Linked DNA regions of Homo sapiens: regions 1 and 3 are each linked to region 2. The links are chromatin loops, found by intact Hi-C in ENCODE. Cell type or tissue: Calu3. All regions are shown on one strand.

Region 1 (8,000 bases), 190 kb after region 2:
CTTTAATTTTGTTTCTAAATAAATACATACATCCATGGTATAGATGTATCACAGTTTATTTAACTATTTACTATCGCGAAACATTTAAAGATGTTTGTATGTTGAGGACATAATTCAATAAAAGAGGGGGAAATTGATAATGTGGAAGTGGTTGGGATCAGTAGAGTAACACAGAGCTCAAGCAGAAAGGTTGGCCCTGAAACCACGGACATTCATCTAAAGTAAAGCCATTGAAGTCAGAGTCAGTAGGCAAAAAAGAAAGCAAATGGATATTGTGGTGGGAGCTTGTGGAAGCTGTTTTCTAGCTGCTTCTACTTTCTAAATAAGCAAGCTTGGACATCCATTGAGAGTAAAAATGGTCAAAAAATTTGTTGCAGATTTGAGGAGAAAAGAAAATGTATTCAACAACCATCTTAGAAAGTGGCGAGTGAACAGATGAGGTATGTCGTAGGTTATGCTGCAGCATGAAGGGCCCACAAAGAGAAGTGCCATGAATTTAAAGCCAAAGCAACCAACACGACTGTGTTTTTCTCCAGCCTCATTCAGGGGCACAGATGCAGGGACCAAGAAAGCACTAGGAATAATGATTTGAGGTAGACAGAGAAAAAATGAGGAAAAAAAGAGAAAAAAATGGTAGAGTTTGAGAAAGCGGCATTTATTTTTGTTTTCAGAAATGTGAGGCTCATTGTAGCCAGCAGAATTCTGTAAATACAAGCAGCTTAAAAGACAGCAGCAGGATTCCTTGACTTATAAACACAAAGCCTACTCCTGTGTATCTTCACTGTTACCCAATATGCTGAAAATTCCACTGAAATGCTACCGATGTAAGTACAGTGGTGATTCTGTTGTCTGTTAAGATGCTAACAAGTAGCAGTTAATGCTGCCCTCTCTCCAAGGAGGGTTTGAAATATCTTCAGTCAGCTCCCTCGGTCACTGGTATTTCAATTTTTCCAGCCATCTGAATATATGTACGCTTTGACTCTCTTTTATAAAACAGTCATACTTTACCATGCTCAGCCATTCTGATAGACAATTGATATTTTTCCATCTGTCAGGTCTGAATATCACATCAGAGAAAGAGAAGTCTGGTTAAGGGTTTCCGCGGGGATTTTCATTTTCCTGACTCAACTTGTCTGGAGTATTAAAACACAGAGGCTTTGCAACTCCTCCTACACAGTGAATTTCACGCTGAATCCCCCTGTGGCATTCCTGGACAGATTACGCCTCTTGTGGCCACAGACAACAGCACATGAAACAACTCAGTGCTGTGTGGTACATCTGCGGAAACCAGTGTGTCTATGATTTTACAAAGCAGGCAGCCACTTGGCTGAATACAAATACAACACTTCTAGGAGCTATGGGAAAGAATACAGACACAGCGCCTCAGTTCAGACATTTTTTCTCATCATGTTGGTACAGAACTTCCAATGTATCTTCTAGTATCAGTTATTGAAAACACAGTAAGTCAGCACCATTTCATTTTTAATAGACTGGCAGCTGGATATCTTTCTAATTAATGTCATATGTTTAACATAAGTTTCTGACATTCAGCTTGGTTACAGGTAAAGGGCCATCAACCTTTTTAGGAAATAGCCACAACAGTCATTTGTTGAACCAGTTTGATCTCTTTTAATATACCCGAGTCTCACATTCAGTCATGCTTTTTTTTTTTTCCTCTCTCACCTCAAACCCCATCTCTGTCAGAAAATAAACAAGGAGCCACAGTACATATCTGGGTCACGGTACTTCATTACCCAGGCAAAAAAAAATAACAAATATTTTAAATTCTGTCACTAACAGAGGTCAGAAGGATGACAGAATCAAATCTGTGGGCTTTTTACTAGAGGCCTTCATTCTGCTCTGCCTAATTACCTTAATTTTCCAAGTTCTTTCAAGTCATTGCATAGTTCAAAACACAGCTTAAAATGTTCTTTCTGCAGCTCTCTGTGTGTTTACTTTCACCTTTAAACAACAAAGACTGCAAATATGACCTTCCGTTGACCTGACTGATCCATTTTAAAAGACTAAAAGCAAAACCGACTGAGCAAAACCATCTCGTAGGGCTGCAAGGCTGCAAAAAAGATAAGCTTGTCAAGCCGCAGCAGCCTTTAAGGGAAACATATCCTGACAGAGCACACTTCACAAAGCTGTTTCCTTGGTTTCTTCTTTGGTAATGTGTGATTAGAATGTTTGCCCAGCGCTCACTGGGAATAAGAGGGACTGGAGAGGGAGGGGGTGGTGATTGGTGATTGCAAGGTATGGGCTCATCTCCTTCAGGTGCCACAGGTACTCCTTGGCCACAGGTGGCCCCACAGGCACCACATACGAAACAAACTGAGAGGTTTCCCAGGCCTGTCTTCAGCGTCATTCCCACTGCTTTTGGCACCCTTGTGCTCCTATGCAGGCCCCTCATCCCCGATATCCTAAACCACATTATCTGTCTACGTTCTTTTCTCATTCCCATCCATGGCACCCAGAGCCTGCACTTTGCCATGCCCTCTCAATTCCTCCAATTTTCCACACTCTTCACCATACAACAGCTTTTGCATAAATAGTCTTTTTTGTCTTCTGTGTTATTTATCCAGCTGGCTCCTTCTCAGTGCTGGGTCTCATCATAAACATAACCCTTCTCAGAGAGGCCTTCCTCAATTATGCACTCCCCAAGCCAATCACTATATCTCATTGCCTGCTGGCCTTGTCCTTCTTGGACATATGTTGACATTTTCTACTTATTTGTTCCCAAACATTCAGGAAATAAGTCTATTTTATTCACCCTTGTGTCAGTTCCTAATACTGTTACTGTGCTTGTCCCAGTGTAAATGTTGCCCTTTATAAATAACACTTGATTCAACAGAGCCCATTTCATTGAGTACCTATTATGTAAAAAAGAAAATATCTTAGATGACTGTCCCTGTGGCACAGGCCTACCCAGCACTGCACCACAACCTTGAAATAGACTTTTTCATTTAATCATCAACATAGCAATGGGAAATATGTCATACTGTACCCATTTTAGAGAGGACAAAAATTGGATGCACAATGGTAATATAATTTGCCAAAAATATTTAGAAATGTCAATGCCCCGGCAAAAAGTTATGAAAACATTGGAAACATGATAACAGGCCAATAAGCTCTCATCATAGAGTATAAGATACAAGCTATGTAAGAGATATTTTAAATAACACTCTGTTAGCAGCTTTATTCCTAAGCAGAGCAGTATTCCATCATCCCTGAATCAAGTACAGAAAATGCAAAATGGCTAAAAGAAAGGATCAACATTTAGGGAAATCCCTTTGTGGGTCACAGCAGACTCAACACACATCTGCAGAAATGTGAAGTATATGATCGAAATAATTCTGGAAATAGTGTACAATATACTAATGCCAACAAGGGATATCAACCCCTACCTTCATTATATTGGTGTAATGTTGTGGTTAAGATCAATAATCCTAAAAGACATACCTGAGTTTTAATCCACTCTCTCTTATTTGCTAATTTGGACTCATTTTCTCATTTGTCAAATGAATATAATAATCCCACGTTCCATCATTGGTGTGAAACTAAATTATGTATTGAAATTGATTAACACATTGACACACACTAAGTGTTTAATGAATGTTGATTTTCATTATGGTGATTATTATTAATGTTATTATTGTTATTAGCTTGAGTTGCCACTGTAAGACCAGAAATTTTAGCTCCTGTCTCTGAAAGTTCAAATGCAAGATCCTGTATGAGGGTAGCAGGTGAGTGGACCTCCCTTGTAACTATGCTGCTGCAGCACTCTCCCCTCTGCAGGAGAAACTCTGGCATAGCACATTTCCCACCACTAATTTACCAATATTTTTTTTAAAGATTTTCTATTCTAGAAAATGCCAGTTGGCAGTGTGTAATAGATATTTCTCATTTACATAGATTTAATGAAATTTATAAGTACATGGTCACCAAAAAATTTTTGAATGTCACTTTTCTTTTTGGGAGACTGTTTTAAATATAAGCTAAATACTTAAATTATGTAATAAAGTTCTGATTTTATTATATACTACCTGGCAATTCACTCCCTTGGGGATATCATGTGCTAATTATCACTTTGAAGCATTCTTGACAATTATGCATAGAATAATTTGCTCAACCACACCTTGTTTTAGGCTACTTTCAGACTTGACTCTGCTGACTATGTAACTAAATTAGTGCATTTGTACCTAAAACATGTTTACGATTACCTCCACAGGGATTTTCAGAATCACTTCATGTGGTGAATGGAAACATTAATCTGGGTGCTTAACTACCACTTGGGTACTAATTGGTAATCAGAAAATATATATTGAAGAATTTGCATGGCATAATTTAATATAAAAATAATTTATGTTAAATAACTAGCTCCTATGGCTTACGTTGCAATACAGAATGTCACTAATGATTGAAACTATCATTTGAACTATTTTCACCTCATTAAAAATAAGCTTATAAGAGGTGATGAAATTTAAAGCTTTGGTATTAGCCTTAAGAATTCTCCTCATGATGTCAGAACATTATTTAAAACATTTTATTATTAGAATAATACTACAATAAATGCAATTTTGTGATTTGTCTTTTAAAATATAAAGATATTTTAAAGTGGATTAATTGATTAAAATTAATACTTGGACATTTTTAAGCCCAGGTATAGCTTTAATCTTAACATTCATAATTTTATAAAATATTCTTTCCAATGGAAGACTTTATTTTTCTTAGATATTTTGAGTACATAAAACTAATTTTTAAAAATCACTAAGTTATTTTAATAGCATGAAACATACTATCAAGGATTAAGTAAAGACAGAGAATATTGAAAAGTATCAATGCATAAATCAAATTTTCCCAAATTGGCAAATAGAGTTAAAACCATTGTAGCTTTTCTGAATCATTTACTCAATTACTCTTTCATTTGTTCATTCATTCATTTAGCCACTGAATATCTACTGATGATCATATTATGTTCCAGGCACTACTGTAGTCATGGAAAACAAACAAAAAATTAACAAAAATCAATGCCCTCAGCCTCCATTCCAGTTGGTTGGTGGAAGATGGTCAATAAACAAAATAAGTAAGCAAAATATACAAAATCTTGAATGCTAATAACTTCAACTTGATAGATAATGCATAGAAGAAGAAGAGAAAATACTGTGGTTAGATTCGAAATTTTAAAAAGAAAGAGAGGGTAAGTTTTCCTGAAAAAATGACCTTTAAACAAAGACCTGAAGGAGACAAAGGAACAAACCTGACAGAAATCATAGAGGCAAGGACATCCTAGGAGAAGGAACATTAAGGACAAAGGCTCAGAGATGAGAGAGTGAGTGTCTAACACTGAAGAAAAATCAAGAATGACAGTGTGGCTGGCATGTCCTTAGAGAGGAAGAGAGAAATGAGAGATAGCGATAGACGTAACAGAAACCCAGGTCTAATAAAGTCCTGAAAACTATTGTAATGACTTTTTCATGAACACAGAGTAAAATAGGGCATGATTCAACCCTTTATTATGTCTGGAGATGTATTTTAATCACCAGCTGTTTCCTACACACCCTATAATAATATGTATTTGATAGTACACAAAAAGGTTCATGAATAAACTTCAACATTAAAAAAAAATTACTGAATGTTAACAATTGATCACTAATTAAGCTGAAATAAACCAGATTTTAAACCACATTTCAGCAGTGGAGAGAATTTTGGTAAAATAATTTGTCTTCAATTACTACTCTTGAATTGTGGCAAACTGCTAGTGGCTGAACAATGTCCATCTTCCCTTTGGTTCATAATAGTAACTCCTTCAGATCTTGTAACTAACTGCTGGTTAATAGGACACAGGCGAAAGATATTGGTGCCAATTCTAGGTCCTAAAATAGAATGCATATTGCTATCTTGGCTCTTTCCCTCTTGTAGCTGGCTAGGAAATAGTGAGAACTGAAATAGAGATGGATGTTACATACTAAAGTGAGCAGAGTTATCCAACCAGCCCTGACTGCTTATCTCTCCTTGGTGATATAAGCAAGAGACAAAGGTCTATCTTTTCATAGTTCATAATTTGGGGTCTTTGGTTGGTACTAACTTACCCTATATCCTATCAAATATATTAGCAAAGCAGGAGGTTAAACAGAACAGAACTCGTAAAGCTCTAAACTCTTTTATTACAATCTTTAACTCTCTCATATTCACTTTTCACTTCTTTACTACCTCTGACAAAGAGAAATGCAATAACATTTCACTGTATTTTTTTAATGTAAATAAGAAACAAGGGAACCACTCCCCTTTGAAATCTAATTTTTATTCCACATAATAAAAAAAGAAAGAGAGGACTTTTGAAAATAATTTGAAGAACTTCCCAAAGAAAAGCTGGATTTTATGACATTAATATATGTATTTATACCAAATTTGTTCATGAATATGTGCGTAATGAGATTTACACATCGTACATGGAGATAGTCACAGAACTATGATATTCTAGTATAGCTTGCTACAGAAAGAGAGAAAGAAAGAATAGATAGATTAAGAAAGATAGATAAAATAAAACAAAAGGGAATATTGGGAGGAGACTAAAGCAGAGACATCTACAATAAGATAGAAGAGAAACTTAAAGAGAGATTAAGACTCAAAGAGAACCAGAGAGGAACTTTGCAGAAGATTATTCAGAACTTCATGTAGGAACCTGTTTATTCTCAGCTTTTTTTTAGATCAATGCCTTGAAAGATCGTTACTGAATTCAGAAAACAATTTAGAATGTTTGAAAACCTTGGAACCACTATCTGATTAGCTGAGCAGAATTAACAAGCCACCAATGAGGTGGAAACTAATTGAGTTGTTTTTCTTTACTTTTCAGTTATTAAAGAAAATATCTCAAAGACTATCTTAAATATAATAAATTGTGTTCTACCTATAATTTTTGTGAGCTACGATGTTCACATTATATCCAATTTTACTGAAATTTTATTTTATCTTGAACTTTTCTGAATAATTTTGTATGTGTATTACACTAATTGACAGTTTTCACATCTTGATGGAATAAGAAAGGCAGAAAGTTTAGGAAGAAAAAAAATCAGTGCATACTCTTATAGTAATTAAACGTCATTATGCAACTTTGAAGTCAATTTGAAAGGCAAATTTAAGATATAAGAGTCTATAGAATTCAAAAAGTATTATTTTAAAGTATTTCTGATATTATGTTTAAAATGTTTATACTCAAAGACCATTTTGGAATACCTGTTTGGAATGGCCCAGTTATCAGCATATAGATATTATCTAACATCTTGTCTCGTCCTTTGAAAGATGCTGTGAAGGTCTACGGTCATACCACCCTGAATGCACCCGATCTCATCTGAAAAATATGAGGATATAAACTCTCAACAGATAGTCACTTAATATTTGTATGTGATTACTTCCTCTTATACGTTAACTCCTAGTCAAGCTTGTTTGTAAAAAGACAGTTTGGAGAATATAGCATGCAAGAATATTTTTAAGGCAAATAAAATACATTGACTATTTCGTTTTGAATACAAAACACAAAATGAGTTGATAAAGTTACAGGAAATAAAATATCCCAACTGGGAGAGTCGGAGGTACAATCTGTTTATTAGATTGGTCATTTAAAAAAAAAAAAAAAAAAAAAAGAAAAGGAAAAGAAAGAAAAAAGTTATGAGAACATTTAGGTCTGATATAGAACAATGGTAAGAAAAGTTAAAAATGGACAACTCAGCAACTATCTCCTAGTCTGATTTGCAGGCAAAGTGACTGAGATGAAAGGACAACTCCACAACCCAAAGTTTACTACCTTTATATTATGTTAAGAGATTAAAACAGAATATAATATAGATAACAAATTATCCAATCTGCTTGCATTGATCATATAGCTAAAAAATGGTAATAAGTAATCAGTTTAATTATTCTGTTATCTAAATAATTGATTAAGTCTACTTTTCTTTCATTTAATCTGCAAATAATACCTTACCATATAATTTCACTTTAGC
Region 2 (8,000 bases):
ACTTTTGAATCAGTCTAACCTGAGTATCTTTGCATTTTAAATAATAGCATATATTATATTGTACATTTCATCTTTTGTTAAAGAGTTTTTAATTTTAGATAATGACATTAGTTATGCTTCAATAGTGTATTCAAAACCGGAATATAAACTACTTTTAAATTAATGTCAATATTGGTCTCATTCACACAGTTCTCATTGATGCCTTACACACATAACTTTCCCACACCTTGATCAAAACTTCAGTATCTGTGTCATTTCTTTCGTTCTAATTTGGATTGAGGTCTCTCTTTTCCAAAATAGCCACTTTCTAGGATAACCATGACCTAGGGGAAATTTAAATTTAGGTGTGTGTATCATGTGTGACACAATGAGCAAAGGAAATCAAAATGGATGAAACAAAAGATATTTATTACTCACAGGTCCAGAGAGGTTACAGGTGCAGACTGGAGGCTGACAGAAAGTTTGGAAGCAGCAAGGAGCTCAGCCAGTGGGTGGAGAGTGAGATACAGACAACCTGTGGGTACATGGGCATTATCCCTAAGGCTTTCTGAAGCGGGTTGTAGACTGGCTAGTTTAAAAGATGTGTGGCAGGGGGGTAATTACTTTTTTACATGGCTCCCATGTTAAACACTAGGCTATATTGTGGTCAGTAGCTGTGAGGTGTGTTGGGTTTTGGGTCAGTGAGTTGAGTGGGCTATATCAAAAACCACCCAGGATGGAGAAGTTTTAACATGGCCAAAGTAATGGGATATAACTCTATTTCAAATAGCTTATGGCTAGACTAAAATGCATGCGAAGGCAGCAAGTATATAAATTTATGCAAGCCATTATGGTAAATTTTAACTTATTTGACACTGTCTATGTACAACTATTTGAGTACTATCACAATTCACTTTCACCTATTTTATTAAGGTCTTCAAAGTTTATTTTCACATAATATAAACTCTCGTTCTTTGAAAAAGAATGTTCTATGATATAGCTATAAAAATTGCTTTCCTATATACATTAATTATTCCATTCTTCTTGTCTAAAAGTTTTCCCCTTATTTTCCCTTGCCCATTTATTTCAGTGCAACTCAGACTTGAAATCCCAAATACCTCTTCTTCCGTATGGCCGTCACCATCTCTTTCTCCAGGAAACTTCCTTTCTTCTCAAATCTTCCTCTACTAACTTTAGTCAAGTTTCTACCTCCAGATATACTTAGTATATCTTGTTTTGTAGATAATTTATATTTTATAAATATAGTTTTTTTCCAGTAGATAAAGCATCTAAGATCAAGTACCTAGTTGAATTTGCTGTTTCCAAACATCCAACAGATATTAATTTTCAGGATTTAAGAACAAAATGGGAATTCCCATGAATTCTTAGGAACTCCTGAAATCTTGAATTTTTCTGCATTTTGCGGTATTTATAAATAGAACAATAGTACCTAGTATGTTAGTACTATTTATAGTAGTAGTATTTCTTACTATTTTAGTGGGATTTAATTGTATTTACTAACAATTATAACCTATAGCAAAAATTCAAATACAGGAAAATATCAGTGACCATTCCGTCTTTGAATAACATAAAGTTCTGATCTCCTAGCAAAGCAACAAACAGCAAGATACAAAATAATGTGCCGAAATTGCCAATTTAAGTACTTATTTAGGATCCTAAACTTATTATTTCTTAGAATACCACTCATATGATTAGTACAAGTGCAATATATATGTGTATATGTATTATAGATAGCGACAGACATGAGTGTACACTTTGCAAGAATGACTTACCATTATCAACAGAGAATCTCACAAATTTACACTTATACCATAGTAGCAGCTACAAGTAACTTAGACCATGACAGATCCTTCCCTATATGTTTCTGTTCCAGTTCCTGGAAATCTTGACCTTCATTTTCAATGGATGTCAGTATTTTCTGCTCTTGCTATTCACTTGCTATTAGCTAATTCCTTCAATTCAGTAAAGTCTCTACATTTATACTTATGCCTTAGTTCTCACACGAGAATTACTGATAATTTTTCTTATTTTCTCAATTTGTCAACTGTTTGTTATCAAGATTTGGAATTTAGAAGAACATATACATTTTTTAAGAAAAGCCAGGAAGATGTTCCTGCACAAACATTCTAGTTGGATTGATATATTCATTCACCTACAAATATTATTTAAGCGTCTAATATGTGTCATTCAGTAGGAATGATATTGGAGATGAAAGAATGGGCAAGATAGGCATTGCATAGTCCCGTATGGAGTTTATGTTCCAGCTTAAAAGACTAGCAGTTAATATAGTGCAGTGAGTTATGAAAGGAATATAATTGGAGAGATGCTGAATGTTGTAACAACACACATATTAGGAGTTCAGTATTTCTTTGTATTCAAATAAAATATAAGCAAGGGCTAGTTAAGTAGGCTGATGACAATATTAGGCATTTACATGAGTAAACATAGAAAATTTGAATTAAGAGCTAGTGCAGGAGACATACACATTTGCATTATCATAGTATTAACTATTTCTCAAACAGCATGTCTTTCATTCTTCTATGAGATCCAAATAAAACTGTTTGTGGTACATTATTTCATTTTAAAATAATGCCATTCACAGGTGATTTACTTACAGTTCATTACTAGATACCTATCCAGTAAGAGAGCTAAGTGAATTTCTCATAAATAGAGCATGGGAGTGGTGCTCAGTCAGGGCAATCAAAATCGATATTCAGTCTCTTAAAAAAAAAACAGAAACTTTTAAGTTACTCTGATTTAGGAAGTAGTAACACATCTTTAGAGTAAAAACAATATTCAAATTTATCAATATGAATGATTTAGAGTTTAATGAATTATATATTTAACTTTTACTGAAGTATAGCATACAACTAAAAGAGTACAAAATTATGAGTTCAACTCAAACACTTTGTACTAAGTGAGCATACCCATGAAAATAGCACCTGCATCAAAAAATATAACATTACAGGTAACTAAATCTCCCTTGTATTTACTTCCAATCACTATTCCTCATGTAATAATAACCAATATCATTAATTCTATTAGTAATAGATGGTTTTGCCTATCAAAAAATAATATTATTTATGCCTCACCTCTTTCTCTTAATAAAATTTTTTTATTATTATTCTACATTCCTGTTATAGCAGTCATTCATTCATTCTCATTGCTATTTAGTGTTTTGTTTTATTAACTATGACATAATTTATTTATCCATTACCCTGTTGATGGACTCCTGGGTTTTCTCCAGTTCTGGACATTAGGAATGGTGTTCTTATGAACATTCTTATGAATATATTTTATGGATAAATAAACACATTTCTGTTTGTAAGTGTCTTTTAGATTAAAATATTTGGTAGTGAACTAAGATGGTTACAGTCAGTTTTCTCAGACAACAGTGAAACATACTGAAGGCCTTTATTACTGATTGAACCCTATATTCCATTTTCAAAACTTTCTGAGGTTTTTGAGTATACACAGCTTGAGTATGACCCAAGGCCAAATAGCAGCTTTTCCAAATCCTGGCAGAAGTCTGGATTTGAACCAGAACCAGAATCACCTCCAGGTGGCAGGGCATTAAAGGCAACATTTAATAAGCCTTCCTCCTCAGTTGTTTGACATTTTGTCAGAAATCAGAGTCCAGGAAGCAACATAGAGAATATAAAAGGCAAAAATCAAAGATATTTTGTGTTTTTTAACTTTAGAAAAAGAAAATCAAATAAGGTACTAAATCACTTGAGCCCTCAGGCCAAGCTCAGGATAGAAACTTGAAAAAGTTAATGCATTTTCTTCACAATTGTTAAAGGTACGTTGATTGATGATTAATCTGTCAGAATCAATGTAATTACTTTATGACTAGACAACTGTCACTAGGGCAGAGCTTCTTATAGTTCTAAAAAGAAGTCAAAAGAGAGTCTAAGGAATTCAACTTCTGAAAATTACTACACTTTTCTCTTTTGACTACACACACGGAGACACAAATATACACAAAGAAATAGTTTGAAATACTAAAGAAAATTACTTGGACATTTTTTAGATTTTGAATGCTAACCAAGCTCTCGTTCAGTTTCATTAGTATTTGCGGAATCCAAACCAGGAAAACAGACAGAAAAAGAAAACAAATACTGTTTAAAATAATCATCTGGCAGAAAACATGATAAATTTTGTAGGGGAGATTTTTTCTTTGTAGGTAAACCAGTATCTGAAGCTCCTGTCTATATTTTGGGGACTTGATAACTCTGCATAGGGGATAAAGCTTATATCAACGGTAGAGATGAAAATTTCCAAATACTCACTTTCCCAGTATCTTTCACAAATTGCATATGCATGTATGACCCAGATCTTACCAATCAGATCCAAATGCCCACCCTATATATGAATTAGGAAAAATGATGAATACTTCCTAGAGTTCAGGGAGGTGAAAGCAGAAAGAAGTTTACAAAGGAAGCACTGGTTACTCTGCTGTCAGAGCACCCAGGGTCCAATGTGGTGGTGGAAGTACTTGGAAGTTTGGGTGCCTGGTCCTGAGAGTCAAGGGATGCCCTTATTGAACGAGATCTGCAGTATAGTTTTGGACATAATCAGGCTGTTACAGTTTCTTAAATCTTAGCAATTATTTGAGCTACCTAATATCCTTTTGATAAATTCATTTTTTAGTAAATACAGCCAAAGTTATTTCTGTAGTTTGCAAGCTGGAACCATGGATCATGGGGTCAAGGTGATTGACAATTAAATTCAATTTTTTTAAATGTGAAAAATTATTTGGGAAATAAATCTTAATTTTATAATTCAAGATAATTTGTTTTTATTTTTTAGAGCATTACATGCTGCGTTATTTTTACCTGCTCTACCCCATCATCAAACATTCAATAAAAATTGATGATAAACTTAATATGACTGCTGACTGGAAGTTCCATTATAGGCTTGGTAAAAAAAAAAAAAAAAAAAAAAAAATCACTGCTATAGATAAAATGAAGCTTCATTATTACCTGGGGATTTGGTCTTGCATGTCTTTATTTTCTTCATTAGCTTAAAAAAACAGGCAGCTATTTCTAATATAAAATCCAAATAATTATAATAGCAATGTTTTCATTATATAACATAACAGACATTTTTCTATTTCCGTGTAGCTATGTTGTATGTACTTACAAAAGCCTACTTGGGGAGGTACACTGTTTTATAAAGAAATGTAAAGAAGACACTTGATCACATATGAAGAAAAGCGCCCTAATAGAGAATGAACAGGTAATCATCCACAAAAGAAAAATAGTTTCTCACAAATGAAAATGACATTTTTGACAGCTGAGGCCATGTAATTAGTAAATTTTTTAAAAGGCTACATTCAGATAGATTCTCTCCTTGCCCCATGGCAAGCTCTGTGGCAGCCAGGAAATAAGACTTTCTCCATTTCAAATTTCTTCTAAAATTAATTTTGCCTTAGAACTATACCTTTCAATGAATAAATAATGGATAGAGTGAGGTCCTAAACATATCTCAATGCATTTTTAAAAGATCAAGAGAGGTCAGGGAACACGAGTATCTGAAAATATCAACTAGTTATAATATCATTATTTCTCAGACAACAGATCCTCGTAGCTCCATCAGTTATATGTGACTGCTCTGGTACCAGAGGAGAATTGTGTGTTAATAAGTTTATGTTTATGAAGTAAATAATGGTTCTGTAAAAGTATATTCTCTGGTGAAATTAAGGAATGCCAGGAACAAATATCTTCTTCCTGAGGCAAGGTAATTCCCCTGAGTAAATAAATATACCTACAGCAGTGAAGACAAATTATGATGACATTTTACAACACAGAGAAGGAGCTTCCTTTAAAATGTAAGATTTGCACAAATCCTTTAGAAAAGCCATTGAAAAGGTCAACTTGTTGTAATCCACTGTTTTTTTGGCTACAGAGCAGTGACAAATTGGTGTATTGTAATCAGTCATGAGGATGTGTTACAGGTAATTTGTTATAAACAATATTTAAAGTACTGCAGTGTGGGAATGATTCACTTTTTATGAATTACAGTCTGGTCAAGGTTATTCCCATAAATAACATTACTCTCACATCTCAAACACCATCTAGAGAAGGACTGTATCTTTCATGGGAATTTTATTCTTCATATGTGGTATTTGGGAAGAAATGTTGAGAACTGCAGAATTTTAGCTTCATTTAATAAATAAAGGATGTTAAGGAAGTAAATAATCTAGCTTAAATGTTTTACTTTAGAAGTATTGAAAATAAAATTTTAAATAAATTTTAGTAAAGAGCAAAAATGTAGTTTCATGTAACAAAAAGAAAGAGAATTATTTATGCTAAATTCTAAATCAGAAATGGCTAATGTTGAAAAAATTAACTCATTACAAAGTAGAATTAGTTTAGTTTTGTTAAGACTGGCCATGGAGAATACTAAACAAATACATGATATGATGAAATCTGATGAATTATTAGATTAATTATAAGCAAAAGATAAAATAAAAAATTCTGCAAAGTTCAAAATTAATCAAAATTCTGATAAAACATGATTGTATTTTTTCTTATATTGTGAGATTATTAACTTTATAGCTACAATTGTCTATAATTGTGTCTACAACTTATTCAACTCTTTTACCTAGTAATTTGAAAATGCTATTCTTGCCCCTACATCAAAAATTAACAACTGGATTATGGAATGAGTCAATGACGGCATAGTTATTTAATGTTTCATAATCCACAGAAAACAAACAATAATAAAACAAAACAACAGAGAGAGAAACCAGATACCAAAAATTAGTAGACAACATCTACAACAAAAGTTGGCCATAAAGTATAATAATGAATCCTAAAATATAAGCAAGTGGGGGACAAATACCACCACTACTCCAAGACCAGTACAGTTTCATTATATGTGTAGGAGGAATCTGAGAACACAATGGAACATCTGACAGAAGTGGAAATAGAAGAACTCCCCAACAGCCACAGGTTGAATAACTGAAACACAATACACAACAGAAGAAGAATGGTAGCCTTTCTCCAGCCCCAAATCTAGTAAGCGTTAGGTAAATATCTTATGGTTAAGTTTGAAAGGCCTGGAGCAGTGTAACTCCTTTAAACTCCTAAAATCCTTCCCAGACAGGGGCCCAAACCAAGAGGAAACTGTTGGGCATGAAATAAAATTGATCAAGACAGGGACAATAGACAAAAGGAAGGAGAGGTTCATATAAAGATGAGGAATGGGAATAGAGCCAGAAAATTCAGAGAGCAAGCTACTTTTGAACAGTATATGAAATGAAAAAAGACAGACTTCTTTGAAGTTGCAAAAGTTAGCATGAACTACACTTTCCTCTAAAAGTTTAGAAAAATGAAATTCACAGAACAATTAAAAATAGAACATCCTGCACATGTACCCTAGAACTTAAAATAAAAATAAAAATTAAAAAAATCTAAAATATGCTTAATATTCTAAAGGCTAAATTACATAGGAATAAAAGAGAAAATAATACCCCTACATATAGTTATAGCATACAGAGTGACATACAAAAATCCACAAATCATATCAAAACTACAATCTACCATTTTAAACACATTAAATGCATCTAAAATAGAATAAGAAATGAAAAAAATTCAGAGTTGGAAGAAATTAAGCGACAGAACTCAAGAAAGAATTGGAAATAGAACAAAAACTCATTTTAGAAACAAAATTGAAACTAGAGGGAACACAAGAGTAAATAAGAAATGATGTCTTATGAGAAATAAAAGATGAAATAGATGATTTTTATCAAAAAAGACAGAAAAATGAGCATTCACACAAAAGCCTGTACCAATGTTCATAGCACAACTATCCATAATATTCAAAAGGTAGAACAAACCTAAATATTCCTCAAGAGATGAATGAAAAAGGTAAATGTGGTATATTTACACAATGCAGTATTATGTGGGATGGGAATGGATTACTGGTTCATGCCACAACTTGGATGAACCTTGAACACATTTGCTAAGTCAAATAAGATAGTCATAAAAGCC
Region 3 (8,000 bases), 67 kb after region 2:
ATCAAAAACAAAATGTCCCCACAAAAATCCCATCCAAGGGTCAGCAACCTCAAAGATTGAAAGTAGACAAACTCATGAAGATGAGAAAGAATTAATGAAAACACACTGAAAACCCAAAAGGCCAGAGTACCCCTTCTCCTCCCAAAGATCGCAATGTCTCTCCAGCAAGGGCACAGCACTGGATGGAGGATGAGATGGACGAATTGACAGAAGTAGGCTTCAGAAGATGGGTAATAGAAAAACTCCGCTGTGCTAATGGAGCATGTTCTAACCCAATGCAAAGAAGCTAAGAACCTTAATAAAAGGTCAGAGGAGCTGCTAACTAGAATAACCAGTTCAGAGAGGAAAACAACTGACGTGATGGAGTTGAAAAACACACCACGAGAACTTCATGAAGCATACACAAGTATCACCAGCCAAATCGACCAAGTGGAAGAAAGGATATCAGAGTTTGAAGACCACCTTGCTGAAATAAGGCATGCATACAAGATTAGAGATAAAAGAATACAAAAGAACAAACAAAGCCTCTGAGAAATATGGGACTACGTGAAAAGAACCTACAATTGATTGGAATACCTGAAGGAATCAGGGAGAATGGAAACAAGCTGGAAAACACACTTCAGGATATTATCCAGGAGAACTCCTCCAACCTAGCAAGACAGGATAACATGCAAATTCAGGAAATACAGAGAACACCATTAAGATACTCCACAAGGAGGTCAACTCCAAGACACATAATTATCAGATTCTCTGTATTAGTCTGTTTTCATGGTACTGATAAAGAAATACCTGAGACTGGGAAGAAAAGGAGATTTAATTGGGCTTAGAGCTCCACATGGCTGGGGAGGCCTCAGAATCATGGTGGGAGTTGAAAGCCACTTCTTACATGGTGGAGGTAAGAGAAAAATGAGGAAGATGCAAAAGCAGAAATGCTTGATAAAATCATCAGATCTCATGAGATTTATTTATTACCATGAGAACAGTATGGGAGAAATTGCCCCCATGATTCAAATTATCTCCCACTGGGTCCCTCCCACAACATGTGGGAATTATGAGCATGTAATTCAAGATGAGATTTGGGTGGGGACACAGAGCCAAACTATATCATCCTGCTTCTGGCTCCTCCAAATCTCATGCCCTCACATTTCAAAACCAACCATGCCTTCCCAACAGTCCCCCAAAGTCTTAACTCATTTCAGCATTAACTCAAAATTCCACAGTCCAAAGTCTCATTTGAGATAAGGCAGAAGGGACTTCTGTTCTGCCTAGGAGCCTGTAAAATCAAAAGCAAGCTAGTTACTTCCTGGATGCAATGCTGGTACAGGTATTGGGTAAACACAGCCATTCCAAATGGGAGAAATAGGCCAAAGCAAAGGGGTTACAGCCCCATGAAAGTCTGAAATCCAACAGGCATTCAAATCTTAAAGCTCCAAAATGATCTCCTTTGACTCCATGTCTCACAAGCAGGTCATGCTGAAGCAAGTAGTGGGTACCCATGGTCTTGGGCAGCTCCTTCCCTGTGGCTTTGCAGGGTACAGCCTACCTCCCACTTGTTTTTATGGGCTGGCATTGAGTGTCTGTGACTTTTCCAGGCACATGATGCAAGACATCAGTGGATCTACCATTTTGGGATATGGAGGATGGTGGCAATCTTACAGCTTTGCCAGGTGGTGCTCCAGGAGGGACTCTGTATGGGGGGTACAACCCCATATTTCCCTTCCACATTGCCCTAGCAGAGGTTCTCCATGAGACCCCAATCCCTGCAGCAAATTTCTGCCTGGACATCCAAGCATTTCCATACATCTGAAATCTAGCTGGAGGTTCCCAAACCTCAATTCTTGAGTTCTCTGCACTCGCAGGCTCAATGCCACATGGAAGGTGCCAATTCTTGGGGATTGCACCCTCAGAAGCCATGGCCCAGGCTCTTTGGCCCCTTTCAGACAGGGCTGGAATGGCTGGCATGCAGGGCAACAAGTCACTAGGCTGCACATGTTATGGGGAACCTGGGTGCGGCCCACAAAACCATGTTCTCTTAGGACTGTGGGTCTGTGATTGAATGGGCTGCTATGAAGATCTCTGACATGCCCTGGGGACATTTGCCCCATTGTCTTGGGGATTAATGTAAAATCAGAGTAGAATTGAAGGAGACAGAGATACAAAAAGCCCTCCAAAAAATCAATGCATCTGGGAGCTGTTTTTTGAAAAAATTAACAAAATAGATAGACTGCTAGCTAGACTAATAAAGAAGAAAAGAGAGAAGAATCAAATAGACATATTAAAAAATGATAAAGGGAATATCACCACTGATGCCACAGAAAAACAAACAACCATCAGAGAATACTATAAACACCTCTATGAAAATAAACTAGAGCATCTGGAAGAAATGGATAAATTCCTGGACACATACGCCCTCCCAAGACTAAACCAGGAAGAAGTCAAATCCCTGAATAGGCCAATAACAAGCTGGGAAATGGATCATCTACAGAACCAGGCATCCAAATACTATCATTAACATAGACCTGATAGGCACGTCCATCCATGTCATGGATCAAATAAGAGAGGGAAAAGGAATATAGGCCCAATATGTATAGTTTTTAACAGTCTGTTGGGTGACAGAGGGTAGAAGGATCAGTGTCATCAGGAGGAGGCAGAGGCTGAGCCAGACCTGGATCTGCAGAGACAAGTTGTTCAGGATGGCTGACTGGATTGTCTGTTGTAAAGGAGTTAGCATGGTCACTTTCTTCTTTTTGATGATTGGATGTGTTAGTTGTTTCTTGCTGTGGTGCTTTTTCAGCAAATTTCTCTGTCTTGTTGTTGTATGCATTTTCAGGACATAATTTCAGGTGTCTAGCAGGAATCCAAACAGGAGATTGATATTCACCTGGGGAAACACAAGCATAGCCTCTTCCCCACGTTAAAATAGAACCTTTTGACCATATATTAGATTGAACATCTTTCCACCATACTTCCCTTCCTTGGTTTACCCTGGGGCAGTTACCAGAGAAATGTTTTTCTGGCATTAGTATGAGTGAGTTGACGAAATTGTTCTGCATCTGTAATGGCTAGAGAAACTAGAGTATCAACTTTATGATTACCACTGGATAAATGTCCAAGCAAGTTAGTATGAGAACAAATGTGAGTGATGAAAAAAAGGGTGGTTTCGGTTTCTGACAGTTTTTTGTAATAAAGAGAACAAGGAAAACAGATTAGTGTCAGCAATATTTTTGACGGTAGCTGTTTCTATTGCCTTAGTGGCATGGACTACATAAGCTGAGTCAGAGACAATATTAAGAGGCTGATCAAAATCCTGTAATGCAGAGATAACAGCAAACAACTCGGCTTTTTGAGCAGAAGTGTATGGAGTAGAAATGACTTTATCTTTTGGTCCTACATACCCTGCCTTTCCATTACTTGATCCATCAGTAAAAATGGTAACGGCTGTCTCTGGTGGTGATGAATGTGTAAGTTTTGGTAGAATCCAGGAAGTATTTCTTAGAAATTGAAAGAATTTTGACTTAGGTAAATGATTATCAATAGTGCCAACGAAGTCAGCCAGATTAGTCTGCCAGCACAAAGATGTAGAAAAGGCATGTTTGACTTCATTTTTTGACAAAGGGACCACAATAATGTTTGGATCAAAGCCAGAAATTTTAGTGATACATTGACGTCCTAACCCAATCAAAGTGGCTATTTGATCAATATATATTGAAAGAGTTTTAAGGGCTGAATTAGGAAGAAATACACATTCAACTAGAGAATCATTTTGTACTATAAGTCCTGTAGGAGAGTGGATGGAAGGAAAAACTAAAAATTGTAAAGGCAAATTTGTGTCAATATGAGAGACTTGTGCCTCTCTCACTCGTTGTTCTACAAAAGACAACTCTTGTTTTCCTGGCTCAGATAGACAGCGAGGACTGTTTAAATATGTATCTCCTGATAAAGTGGCAAATAGATGAGATAATGCATAAGTAGGGATGCCTAGGGTTGGTCTGAGGTAATTGATGTCACCTAGTAATTTTTGAAAATCATTTAAGGTGTTTAAATTGTCAGTACAAAGTTGGACTTTTTGGGGCTTAATGGAGTGAGCTTCTAGCTGCATTCCTAAGTACAGAAAGGAGTGGCTTGTTGAATTTTGTCAGGAGCAATGTGGAGTCCTGCTTTGGCAACAGCTAATTTTAAAAAGGTAAAACACTGAATTAATTCATCTTTAGTGGGGGCAGCAATCGGTATATCATCCATATAATGAAAAATGTAATTATTTTTAAAAGTCTGTCAGATAGGTTGTAACACAGTACTGACAAACAACTGACAAATAGTAGGACTGTTAATCATTCCTTGAGGTAAAACTTTCCATTCATATCTAGCTGCAGGAGCTGAATTGTTAGTGGAAGGTATAGTAAAAGCAAATTTTTCACAGTCTGACTTGTCTAAAGGAATATGAAAAAAGCAGTCCTTAAGGTCAATGATAATTAAAGGCCATTCTTTAGGAATCATGGAAGGGGAGGGCATACTGGGTTGTAATGCCCCCATAGGTTTAATAACTGCATTAACAGCTCTTAAGTCTGTTACCATCCTCCATTTTCCTGACCTTTTTTGTACAACAAACACATGTGAGTTCCATGGAGACAAGGAGGGCTCAATAGTGTTTACTTGTAGTAAATCATTAACAATTTCAATTAAAGCCTCCAACTTGTGTTTGGAAAGTGGCCACTACTCTACCCAAACAGGTGACTCACACATCTATTGTGAAGGGGCAGAGGAAAAGAGAGAAAGAGAGTGAGCATGCCGGGACGTGGACTGGGGGGAAGCAGGATTCCAAACCTCTGAAATAAGGGGTCCTGGAGCCTCAAAAGAAACAGTAGGCTTAGAAGAGGGGAGAGGTCCAAAAGGATGAGAGGAATGAGAAACAGCCGATTCAGATGAATGCCACACATCCTCCTCTGGCAGAGGGGACAACGGCTTGGTAGAAGAAGAGTTAATATATACAGGTTCCAAGATAGGAGGTGGAGGGAGGGGATCAACACCAGGTTCCTCCTCTTGGGGAGAAAACAAGGAGAGATCGAATTCTTCTTCATCATCAGAAGGAGGACTAGTAGGGGGGTCAGCTACCCAAGGTAAAGGGAATGGTTCACCAACCACCTTAACTTCTGGCATTTGAAGAGTATCACCAGACTGAAAAGGAAGTAAAGCAACACGAATAAGAGCCCAGTCAGTCCAAACAGAAATAGGATGTAAAACACCAACTCTCATGAGTTGGCGGAGAGTGGCGCCAACTCTATCCCAGTCTAACAGGTCCATAGAATCTTTGTCAGGGAACCAAGGACAATGTTTTTCAATAGTCTGAAATAAGAGAATAAGGTTATTGGAATCAGCCTTGATTCTACCCTGTTTAAGAAGAAGTTTAATAAAAGACAGATAAGCCTGGTGTTTAAACTGCAATTGTCCCATAATAACCCTGGAATATTACCAGTCAACAAACCTGAAAAGAGGGGAGCATTGGAAAAAGTGTACCCAGAGACCTTACTGTCGAGACTGAAGACTAGTCATCACGAACCCGCACTCAGAGTGCACTGAGCCCAGGAACAAAGAAGGCCACGTTGGGTGCCAAATATTGCAGGATCTGGCCAGCAGCCCACAATGCAACGGGGCTCTCTCTTTGTTCCTAGGTGGGTTGGCAGGTTGAGAAACAATAGACACACACAAGATAGTGAAAACTGGGTCCAGGGGATGTCACTGCTTTCTGGTCCTGCAGTGTCAACAATGCACTGGATATACCAGGATTTATCATTAAGTTTAGTGAGGGCGAGGGTAGGTTAGGGAGGGATTTAGGGTCATTTGATTATAAGGTGAGATGGTCACATGGGGATGAAGTAATTCTTTAACATAACGTCTGTATGCAGAAGTACAGTATACAGGGATAAGAATTTACAATATAGTGTGTGTATCAGCAATTTCTAACAGAGCCTTAAAACAGAAACACAGTCTTTCCATAACCTATGATTAGCAAGATATTAACCAGCAGTAACAGTTGCAGCAAAAGCTGGTTACAAACAATCCATAGAAACAGGACATGAAGCTAGACAACCAGTTAGACCAGAAATTCTCAGAAGGGTGTATACCTTAACCCTAAAGAGGCCTAGAAGAGCCATGGCAAGATGAGGGCATTTATAGTCCTATCTTATCCATATGGACAGGTGCCCCCGCCCCATGCATCCATTTATAGGCTCTCCACAAGGGTTGACTTCCATTCCCAGAGCTATGAACATCTGCTTTTCTGGGATAGGACTCTTGGTGATGTGAAATCCCCCAGACTGCACGCCCATTCATAGGCTCTCTGCAGGGGGAAGCACATTACACACTGTTGACTCATTCTGGCAGTCCAACCTGGCATTGTCTTTACACAATCTTGCATGCAATTTTGTATTTACAATAATCAGGAGCATTTCATCTTTTATTCCATAGCAATAGTTTCGGGGGGGGTCTCCCTACAAAAGATAAAGATCTCAAATGCATAAGAAAGACAGATAACCAATAAAGGAACAACTATAAAGCCAAAAGTGTGATTCCAAAAAAAAAAACTAGAAAATAATAAATGATAGAATGTATTCAATGCTTAAAATATGTAAGGCATGTAACAAGTAGAAATGTTAATTCTGTTAATCCTATGAAACAGGTATTATTAATACAATACTAATTTTACAAATGAAGAGGGTAAATGATGAAAAGCTTTGGTAATTAACCCAACATTCCTCAGATACTAAAACATAAGTCTAGATTTGTGTCAAAAAAGTTAAGCACCAGTGTCCAGACTCTAAATTATTATTCTCTCCTCTTTCTCCTGGAGATCAAAATGAAAGCTGATTGAAAATAATTGCCATCCCAACTTTCTAAACAGTGTTTCAAGAACAAAGCAAATAAAACACGTTTTTGTGGCAAAAAAAAAAAAAAAAAACTGAAGAAACCTGAGTGTCGATGAACACTCAGAAAAGAAAGAGCTAAGAAACTAATTTTAAGAAAATTAATCTAGTAGAAATATATTTCTTAAAAAGCTAATCAATAAAATATTGAATACTAGTATATTTACACATTATTTACACAAAGTAATAATAATAAAAATATTTGATTTAATGGAGTTCTAAAGGGGAGCTAAATGCTAGATAGTAGTAGTCCCTCATCTTGGAATGATAAGGAGAGAGAGGTTCTTGTGATCTGAGTTAATACCTTTCAGAAACCTTATGTTGATTAGAATATAAGATACTGATTAACTTTTTATTGCATAAATCTTGGTAAAGCAGAAATAGAGGATTTATCTTGAATAGCTGTATAGAGAAAATAAAATTAAAAATAAAATTGAATTACTCAAAAAATACAATAACTGAGAAATAATAATGCTTAATATGTGCAAAACTCAAAATATGATAGTGAAAAATATATCTATCAGTACCTGTTGTAGGCCAACAAGTTTGTACGCCCACTGCATAATAACACACCAATGCACCAAGACAGCAGGTTTTGCAGCAGACAAAAATCCTCAAATATGTTGCCCCAGATAGCCTTGGACTTGGGATTTTTAAGCAGATCGTGGAGGTTGAGGAACTGTAAAATTTGGGTTATTGATTTGTCAAGGTAAAGGGTATGAAATCATCAGGATGTGGAGACTGCATTGTTTGATGAGTCAGCTTCTAATGGGGTCTTGCAGAACAGCTAATGTTTCACTGACACACAGGACCTAAAGAATATCTCAAAGAGTAAACTCAATGTTGTATAATGTTTAAGTTGTTATCTAAAGAGGAGTTAAGGGGAACTATAATCTAGGGACTACATGATTCTAAAACAATAGGCACCAAACGACTACGAAAAAGCAAGTAAGAGAACAAGCTGACCTAATGATTAACAATGAATGTGCTGGAAATTTGGTTTATTTTTGTTTCTCCTTCACCCTCCTTTCTTGAATACTTTTATAAAGTTTATTGGGACAGTTTCATAATTACAATAAACAG

What was found. A loop is a pair of places that touch in the nucleus more often than their neighbours do. Peaks named below come from ENCODE experiments on the same cell type or tissue, not always from the same donor. Only the 100,000 strongest peaks of a DNase experiment are listed, where the experiment ranks them.
Region 1: a loop joins it to region 2, with 9 times the contacts of the local background. A loop is called at or near these places in 5 of 110 quality-filtered maps.
Region 3: it touches region 2 in a loop (14-fold over the local background); 2 of 110 quality-filtered maps call a loop at or near these places.

What each region holds. Positions count from the first base shown.
Region 1 is chr3:94,518,469-94,526,468 of GRCh38, reverse strand. No RefSeq gene overlaps it. Among named protein-coding and RNA genes, the nearest start is that of LINC00879, 420 kb to the left of the region's middle. In Calu3, a CTCF peak has its summit at 3,772; no DNase peak of the experiment used is centred here.
Region 2 is chr3:94,712,382-94,720,381 of GRCh38, reverse strand. No RefSeq gene overlaps it. Among named protein-coding and RNA genes, the nearest start is that of LINC00879, 220 kb to the left of the region's middle. In Calu3, no CTCF peak of the experiment used is centred here; a DNase peak (open chromatin) is centred at 3,551.
Region 3 is chr3:94,645,669-94,653,668 of GRCh38, reverse strand. It overlaps LOC105373992 (a long non-coding RNA gene), which reads right to left and starts at 5,584. Exons shown (of 3, transcript XR_924225.2): 1 at 5,525-5,584; 2 at 2,666-2,847. In Calu3, no CTCF peak of the experiment used is centred here; DNase peaks (open chromatin) are centred at 4,748, 5,628 and 6,258.